Linked DNA regions of Mus musculus: region 2 is linked to region 1. Evidence: chromatin contacts called from ENCODE POLR2A ChIA-PET data. All regions are on one chromosome and are shown on one strand. Each heading gives the region's core, a stretch centred on a gene start or an enhancer-like site at or near the end of the contact. The rest is flanking DNA. Distances are from core to core; before and after follow the strand shown. Region 1 holds the start of Ndufs8 (NADH:ubiquinone oxidoreductase core subunit S8). Region 2 has its middle 19 kb from the start of Gm51271.

Evidence for each region. ChIA-PET counts read pairs that join two places held with the same protein, here RNA polymerase II (POLR2A).
Region 2: POLR2A ChIA-PET joins it to region 1 with 10 read pairs in Patski. The contact joins the enhancer-like site here to the promoter of Ndufs8 in region 1. POLR2A ChIA-PET finds 5 or more read pairs at or near these places in 3 of 5 experiments (Patski and embryonic stem cell).

Annotation. Positions count from the first base shown.
Region 1 is chr19:3,910,666-3,915,105 of GRCm38, reverse strand. Ndufs8 (NADH:ubiquinone oxidoreductase core subunit S8) reads left to right here and starts at 2,332. Exons shown (of 7, transcript NM_001271443.1): 1 at 2,332-2,396; 2 at 3,360-3,417; 3 at 3,490-3,540; 4 at 3,850-3,945; 5 at 4,036-4,208. The coding sequence starts at 3,360. Aldh3b1 (aldehyde dehydrogenase 3 family, member B1) reads left to right here. Exons shown (of 10, transcript NM_026316.3): 10 at 1,022-1,615. The coding sequence ends at 1,212.
Region 2 is chr19:3,829,979-3,834,581 of GRCm38, reverse strand. No RefSeq gene overlaps it. Among named protein-coding and RNA genes, the nearest start is that of Gm51271, 19 kb to the left of the region's middle. Within about 2 kb of position 1,586, at least 1 of the 3 ENCODE cell types and tissues checked has a DNase peak (open chromatin) inside an H3K27ac peak, as active enhancers do.

The DNA of each region.
Region 1 (4,440 bases), core at 1,083-3,582:
GCAGATATGCTTGCACTAAACATGTGGGTGAGAAGCTACAGAGAGATCACGTTGGTGGGTTTATAAAAACACACCAGTTGCCTCCAGCCACTGAGTTCTTTGTCTCTCCCCCAGACTTTGGCCACCCATCCCCACATAGTTCTGGCCTTCAACTCCATGGCAGGGCCAAATGATGCCTCCTTTAGCCTTCCCAAGTCCCTGCACACCCAGCTCTGGGTGTCTCTGTTTCCAGGAGGCCAGGCATGTGGAGATGCCCCATTCCACCCCCCTGCCACCCCCCGCCCCCAACTTCAAACCTCACAGCTATATTCCAGCAAGCCCACAGGCATGTGACCGGGACAGCTACTTCTCCTTTAGGTCGACTTCCTCACTGAAAGTGCCCTGGTCCTTCCACCCGGTCAGACTCAATATCAGAGCAAATGACAGCATTGTCCGGCTAGTCCTGGTCTGGCCTAGAAGTCCTGCTCTTGTTCCCCCTTAGTCTCTTGTGATGGCTACTGAACTTGAACCCTTACATGTTCCCCCCACCTTCCCCACTTACACACTATCTGGCTGACTCCATGATCCTCTGGCGTCCCTCACTTTAACAAGCCAGCTTCATTACTACCAACTCCACCCAGGCCATGTCCCCTGGACATTCTGGGTTGAGTCCTTGTTCCTTCCTAGACAGTAAGAGCTACACAGATTTGAAGATGTCTGCCACAAACCTAGAAAAAAGATGCCACTCTCACAGAGAGCCTGAGGCAGTCACTTGCCTAGAGTGTTCAGTATGGGGCTGGGATTCAACGTTGGGAAGCCTAGCTCCAGAATTCATACCCATGACCTCAGTTTGCCTGTCCCTAAGGGCACCTGGTAAAGTGGCTGGGGCAAGTTCAGTACTCATCCATAACGCCTTGTGATTAGTCCACTGAACACACAGAGAAACAGGCTAAGATAGCCTACCTGTCAAAGCCAAGTCTATGTGATGTCCCCTCAGTTGGCCCTTAAAGACCTAAAGACCCATGTTCTGTGCTGCCCACAGGAACCAGCGGGATGGGCAGGTACCACGGCAAGTTCTCCTTTGACACCTTCTCCAACCAGCGTGCCTGTCTGCTGCGCAGCCCGGGAATGGAGAAAATCAATGACTTGCGCTACCCACCCTACTCCAGTCGCAACCTCAGGGTGTTGTTGGTGGCCATGGAGGAGAGGTGCTGCAGCTGCACCCTGCTGTAAGCAGGGGTTTTGGGGTACAGGAGCCTGCCTGGGGCACAGCTTCAGAGAAGTGGCCTGCCAGGGCCAAGGCCACAGAGCAGTCTGCTCAGCCCTTCTTGGTGGAGCCCTCTGCCTCCTGGGGCTCCCCTTTTTGGACCTTTGAATAAGATAGGCTGAGGGTAGGAAGGCAGGAAGGGATGCAGTGACCATAGAATCTTCGAGAAAACAGAGCACTTCTGAACTACCCACCCTCTCGTGGATAGTGTTGCAAGGGAGCAGTGATAATCGGCACAGGTCATACTCTGTGACCAGGCCTGTCTGGGTCTTCTCACTCTCAGTTTTCTATCTGCACAATGGAAATAAAACAGCCTTAACAAAACAGCCTATCGTCGTGGAAGTATTAAACTAGGAGGGCTGACTCCAAGCTACAGGTGTCTTGTCTTTTTTGGAGTGGAGGTGCTGCCTCCGTGATAAGTCCAAGACCTTTCCCCAGCTACAACTCACCCCTCACCTCACAAGTTTACTCAGCCGTAAAACATTCCACCAGTCTGAGCTCCATGCTCCAAGGGATGGCGCTTCCAGCCACTCACCTGCTAAAACTCAAAATTTTTGACATCCTGTCTCTACACATGGCCTGGTTTTTGACTAAGTCAACATGTCCTTCCTGGCCTTCCAGATTCTACACCGCCAGCTTAGACACTACTTCCTGAAGGAAGCATTTCTGATCACTCCATACAAGGCATGCAGATTGCCTCATGGTTCTCTAGTCCTAGGGGCAGACTTGACAAAAGTCCTGCTACCCGCGGCCGTTACAAGGACCAGTGGTTAAAGCGCTTGTACGCTGTCGCCATCTTTGCAGTATTCAAATGAGCCCTACCCCTCCCGCCTCCCCGGACTGTAGCAGCGTCCCAAACCGAGGTCAGGAAGTCCCGCCTTCAGGATCTCGGAAGTCAGGCGCATTAACCTCTCTGATACAACATGGCAGCTCCCTACAAAACTTCAAGCATCTGCTCCCATCAGCCAATTAGAGAAAAATATAGTCCTGGGCCCGCCTCCTACAGGACCCTAGGCCAATCAGACCAAAGAAGGAAAGGGCACTATGGAAAAAGGCGTGAGAAGCTCGCCCAATGGCAGCATCCTGAGCTTAGGCTCCGCCTTCCGGTTGAACCGCATCTGGGCCAGGGAAGGAGCCGCAGCACTTCAAGGTGGGTGGCCAGGGCAAGGCGGCGAAGACAGGGTCTGGGTGACGCAACGACAGGGTTGAACGGGGTGTCACCGCTGACCTTATGAAGTCTGGGATCTAGCGCTTCGGCTCGGGACCCGCGGCTTGTGCGTCCTTCCCGAGCTGCGGACCGGAAAGCCTGCACCCTCAGGCGCATGCGCTGCCTCGCCGGCTGCCTTCTGCGTTCATAGGGTCAGAGGTCAAGGGGAAGGTCTGAGAGAAAGTGGTAGGTTGGATCCAGGATTGCTTGGGGTCAAGAATTGGCCGACCCCTACAGGTCAAAGGTCACAAGAGGGCGCTAGAGCGTTGGTGATCTGCCAGACTCTTGGTCAAAATCCCCTTGTTTGCATACATCCCTAATTTTCGGGACCCCTCTTCCTACATTGTAATCCAGAAACTGAGGCCAGGGGACATCATTTGCCCAAGGTCACTCTGCAGGTTGGGGAGAGTTCCAGGAGCCCCTTGGGTTGAGGAGAGGAACTTGACCCTGGTAATTATTTAAATCTTTAAGGGTTTTCTGCAGGTATCTCCTGGATTCCTGTCCTGGTTCCAATGACATTGGGTAATTTGGGAGCAATCACTTAACATGACAGGATGACAGGGTCTATGACATTTGACATGAAGCCTGGCTCAGAGTTATCAGGACCCACTAGGAGGACCCACCAGAAGAACCATCCAGGCTCCTGAATACACTGGTGGTGGTCAGGGAGCCTTGGTGTGAGCGGAGGATGAGGAGTGGACATGGGGAAATGGATTAAATAGGTTGCTTAGGAACTGCAGAAATAGAAGGAACTTGGGGTGCCCAGGAACTGTGAGTCAGCAGAGTGAGGTCAGATTGAGGGTTAGGGGTGCTGGTCTTGAGTGGGATTGTGAGTGAATGGGGCGTAAGGTAGAGGTTCAGAGGAGGGCAGTTTTAGACCCTTCTCTTCCCTTCTCCATGTTCCAGATGTATCGCCTGAGCTCATCAATGCTGCCACGGGCCTTGGCCCAGGCCATGCGCACAGGTAGGGCTAGAGGCCTTTCCTGGGGGTGGGGGAGCAGAGCTTCCTGGTGTGAAATCACCTCTCTCCTTGCAGGACATCTTAATGGACAAAGCCTTCATAGCAGCGCAGTGGCGGCAACGTACAGTGAGTAGCCAATATTCTGACTTGAGCTTTTCTGACCGTCGTCACACCCAAGGCCCGGGAAATTGCTTTGCTAGGGACCCTCTGTGAGCTCTAGTTTCCACTCTGAAAATGAAGGTAGCGATCAAGAGAGACTGTGACTCAGTCACTGTAGTACCATCAAAGGCGGGAGGCATGTGACAGGAAAGAGCTGCTAGGTTATCAGGACCCACTAGGAGGACCTAGGTCCCTCACTCCCTGAACTTGAAAAGCTTTGCCTGGGTGCGCTTCCAAAGCCAGCTTCCATTAACCTCCCTCCCTGACCTCCTGCAGAGTATGTGAATAAGAAGGAACAGGAGTCTGAGGTGGACATGAAGTCCGCAACTGACAATGCAGCTCGGATTCTGATGTGGACAGAACTCATCCGAGGTGGGTACCAGTGAAGAGGGGAGAGGGGAGAGTCAGGCGTGGACGGCCGGAGAGGAGAGCATCCTCTTACCAGCTCTGTACTACTCCCAGGACTGGGCATGACCCTAAGTTACCTCTTTCGAGAGCCTGCCACCATCAACTACCCCTTTGAGAAGGGCCCACTGAGTCCGCGCTTCCGTGGGGAGCATGCACTGCGCCGCTACCCATCTGGAGAGGAGCGTTGCATTGCCTGCAAACTCTGTGAGGCCATCTGTCCTGCACAGGTGAGTCTGCCTTCTAACTACTAGGCCCTAAATCTGATCTGACCCCTACCTTGATACACTCCCCCGGGAAAGACCCTTCTTTTTTCTTTTTTTTTTTGGTTTTTCGAGACAGGGTTTCTCTGTGTAGCCTTGGCTGTCCTGGCACTCACTCTGTAGACCAGGCTGGCCTCAAACTCAGAAATCCGACTGCCTCTGCCACCCAAGTGCTGGGATTAAAGGTATATACTACCAC
Region 2 (4,603 bases), core at 337-2,836, 80 kb after region 1:
CAAAGTCAGCCAGTCCCGCAGACATAGAGGTGTTCAGAAGTCATGTGGCAATCACATCCTGCACCTCTCTTGCCTCCTAGTTACCTGACCTAGTGACTGAGGACCGGAGGGCCTTGACCGGGTGCTTGCCACACTGGTTTCGGCTTTGCCAATGCAGAACCCTACTCCCTGCTTCCCACTTCAGGGAAAGGATTCGGAGTGAGGATAGAGAGCAGGTTCTCAACCAGCTCAGCCCCTGCTTGCTGCAGCTCAGCCCCTGCTTGCTGCACGCCCTCCCTTAGCTCAGCTTAGCTTCCCTGTCTGTGTTTCTTGGCTGTAAACAGAGGCAGGCCCAGAAGGCTGCTTGCGTTTGGATGATGCTGGGTTGGAGGCTGTGAAATTCCCAGGAGCAGGGCATCTTTGTGTTGAGAGGTGGCCCAGCAGAGGACACTGCATCCCACATCCTCCGGCAGCGCTTTCTCAGGCCCCAGGGCTGTGACAGTGGCAGGGTGAATCAAGACGGTTATTATACCCAGGGCCCAACACGGAGCAAACTGCTGGTCTCTCCTTTCAGCCTCTCCTCTTCTGGGATTCAGTGGTTTAGAACGGGTCCTGGGTACAGTCCTTTCCTCAGTATGGCTTTCTGGGCGACTGCCTCCCTAGGACAGAGGGACAATGACAAGTGCAGGGCTCTTAACTGTGTAGCTCTAAGACTTTAACTTCAGGTCTTTCTGAGCCCTGCCAGGATATGATGCTGAGACACTGGGGTAGCTGGGCTGGCTGGAGGTTTCTATCTCTAGTGAAGGTACCTGAACGTATGTATACCAACCCACATAGGCTTCCCAGGGCCAAGTCCTAGCCAGGTCCAAAGGACTCTGGGTATCTTGTGATATCACAACTGAGTGGAAGGAGGTGAGTGCATTTGAGAGACATGAAGTGTGGGAGCGGGGATGGCTCAGAAATGATACTGTGAGAGGGTCCAAGTCAGAGAAAAGCAGGTAAGAAGCGGGTTTTGATCACACCTCAGCGCTGTGAGCTACACCTACCTGCACCTGCACCACTTCAGACCCCAACCCACCAGGGCCCCTCATAGCTCCTTGGACCTCAGGTCTTCCCAAGGCCTGTGAAGTAGACCCTGTGGTCTGAGTGACACTGGTCAGGTTTCTTCTAGAAACAGAGATGAGGAACCCACGAGAGACTTGTGTGGGCTTTGAGGCACATGTTCTATAAGGCAAGAACTGACTCAGGTCTCTGTTACCACACTTAGACCCAGCTGCAGCTCCAGGGTCTAGAGGGAGTTGAATATTAACTCTTCTGGTGGGTGGCCCCAGGTAAGCAAACATAGCTGTCACATGTCAACAGCGGCTTCCTCCTGCTGACCTGGCCACTTGCCTGGCACTGTCTGCCACGCTGGCATAGAGTGGGTGGCTCAGGCTGCCAGATAGGAAGGGGAAAGGACCGCCTGGATCCAAGCCACCTGCCTGGCCCACTCAGCCTCAGCACTCTAATGACTGTGGGCAGATAGAATCTATGGGCTGGACGGGCTTCTGCATTCAGCTCTAAAGAGGCCTCCTGAGTCACTTCCTCCCTGGGTCAGGCAGGGGCAGGACCAGGCTCCCATGGCTGGTGGCCCTGGGGCTGGGGCTGGGACAGATTGTGTGAAACCAGAGAATAGATTTAGGAATTAGGTCACAGGAGGCTCTGTGACCTCCCAGCTTATCTGGCCACAAAAAGCCACACATCTTTCTGCTGTGTACACTCTTTTTTTTTTCTTTGTTTGGTGTACTGGGCTTATTTATTTTCTAAATATTATCACTTCTTGGCCTTTTGGCTAAGACCAAGTGTATTTTATTTATTTATTTATTTATTTATTTATTTATTTATTTATTTTTTAAAGATTTATTTATTTATTATATGTAAGTACACTATGTAGTTGTCTTCAGACACTCCAGAAGAGGGAGTCAGATCTCGTGATCGGATGGTTGTGAGCCACCATGTGGTTGCTGGGATTTGAACTCCTGACCTTCGGAAGAGCAGTCGGGTGCTCTTACCCACTGAGCCATCTCACCAGCCCTTATTTATTTATTTATTTATTTATTTATTTATTTATTATACATAAGTACACTGTAGCTGTCTTCAGACGCACCAGAAGAGGACATCAGATCTCATTACGGATGGTTGAACTTCGGACCTTCAGAAGAGCAGTCGGGTGCTCTTACCCACTGAGCCATCTCAACAGCCCCCCCAAGTGTATTTTTAAATATTGTTTACTTATTCATTAAAGTTTTCTTTGTTTTTATTTTATGTGAATGGATGTTTTGCCTGCATGTAAGTATGTATGCACACTACATGCGTGCAGTGACTGAAAGGCCAAGGGAGAGCATTGGATCTGCTGGAGCTGAAGTAATAGGTGGTTGATGATGCCCATGTTGGTGCTGGGACTTGAACTCTGGTCCTCGCCTTTCCCTTCACAGTCTCCTGAGGGCCCCGAGCTGGGCTCTGCCTGCTGACTTTCTCTCCTAGATAGCCTGTCTATCCTTATCTCCAGGACTTTGCACACATCCCCTGCATCCCTGCCCTGGGCAGCTGGTGTTCCAGGGGTTAGCAGATAAAGAAGAGTCCCACCTCTAAGGGCCGCAGCAGCCGTACCCTCCCAGGAGATGCCAAGGGCACCCAGTGTGGCTCCCCCACTTTTCAGGCTTCTTTCTCAGTTGTATTTGATTGACGGCTGGGTCACTCACCCTGCTTTATCTGTTCGCTGACCTTTGGACAAGCTGCCCGTGGCCCCATTGAGCCCGTGCAAGACAAGTAGAAAACAATGAGTGTTTCTTAAAAGTTGTTTTTATGGGCTGGTGAGATGGCTCAGTGGGTAAGAGCACCCGACTGCTCTTCCAAAGGTCCAGAGTTCAAATCCCAGCAACCACATGGTGGCTCACAACCATCTGTAACAAGATCTGACGCCCTCTTCTGGAGTGTCTGAGGACAGCTACAGTGTACTTACATATAATAAATAAATAAATCTTAAAAAAAAAAAAAAGTTGTTTTTATTTTGAAATTCACTTACAAAATAGCTCATTCCCATGTGTCTCTGTCACCTTTTTATTGAATCCCTGGTATCAAGAATGTTACCTCACAGACCCTTGCCTTCTTTCCCTACCTTACACTTCTCCCAGTTTCACCTTTATTATGGGTGGTCGGGGTCTGGACAGGATGACCCTAGGTTCTTTTTATTTTTCTTTCTTTTTTTCTTTCCATTTAAAAAAAAAGATTTATTTATTTATTTATTTATTAAATGTATATGAGTAGCTGTACAGATGGTTATGAGCCTTCATGTGGTTGTTGGGAATTGAACTTAGGACCTCTGCTCTCTCCAGTCAACCCTGCTTGCTCCGTCAGCCCCACTCACTCTGGCCCAAATAATTATTTATTATTATATGTAAGTACACTGTAGTCATCTTCAGACACACCAGAAGAGGGCGTCAGATCTCATTACTAGTGGTTGTGAGCCACCATGTGGTTGCTGGGATTTGAACTCAGGACCTTCAGAAGAGCAGTCAGTGCTCTTACCTGCTTAGCCATCTCGCCAGCCCTCTTTCTTTTTTTCAAGACAGGGTTTCTCTGTGTATCTCTGGCTGTCTTGGAGCTCTCTCTGTAGACCTGGCTGGCCTTGAACACAGAGATCCTCTTGCCTTTGCCTCCTGAGTGCTGGGAATAAAGCAAGTGCAACCACCACCTGGTGACTCTACGTTCTTGACCTCCTATCCAAGAATGAAACAAGGGGAGTTGGCTTTTTGTTTAAAACGCTTGCCAATCGAGGAACCCAACATGCATATAATGCCAGGTGAATGTGGTGTCTCTTCTGTAATTCCACTCAGAAAGTGGAGACATGGGACCACCAGATGTTGTATAGCAGTTTCTTTAGAGATAGAACCCCCTTCTGGGAGAGAAGTTCCTGAAGACAGTTTCTTCCCGAGGGAGGTGGAGTTTTGCATCCTTCAGCAAAGCCCTATAATCTCAGGAAGTGAACTTCTCAAGGAAGCCTGGCATGGAGGTGCCCAACTTTAATCTCATCACAGCAGAGGCAGAGGCAGAGGCAGAGGCAGAGGCAGAGGCAGAGGCAGAAGCAGAGGCAGAGGCAGAGGCAGAAGAGGCAGAGGTAGAGGAGGCAGAAGAGGCAGAGGCAGAGGCAGCGAGATCTCTGTAAGTTCAAGGTTAGCCTGCTCCACATAGAAAGTTCCAGACCAGCCAAGGCTTCGTAGTGAAACCCAATCTCAAAGCAACAATAACAACACAACACAACCAACTTTAGGAAGTCCCTAAAACTGACTAGATCCCCTTGGTACTTCCCAAATAGTGGGGACTGCTGAGACTCACTAAGACACCTGGGAGAGATGCTGACTACCGCACTACCTCCAGTGGACATTCTCCATCCTGCTGAGCTGCCTGCAGGCTGTTCAGTGAGCTGAAGGTTTCTAGCCTTCGTGAGCTGTCACCTATGCTGGAGTGGACTCTGGTGATATGGCTGTCCTTGAGTCATATCTGCTCCTGTGGGTAACCCCTCACCTATACTTCTGTGAGTAAGCACAATAAAGTCACTGGTTGGCTAAGGCGGACTCTGGTTGTA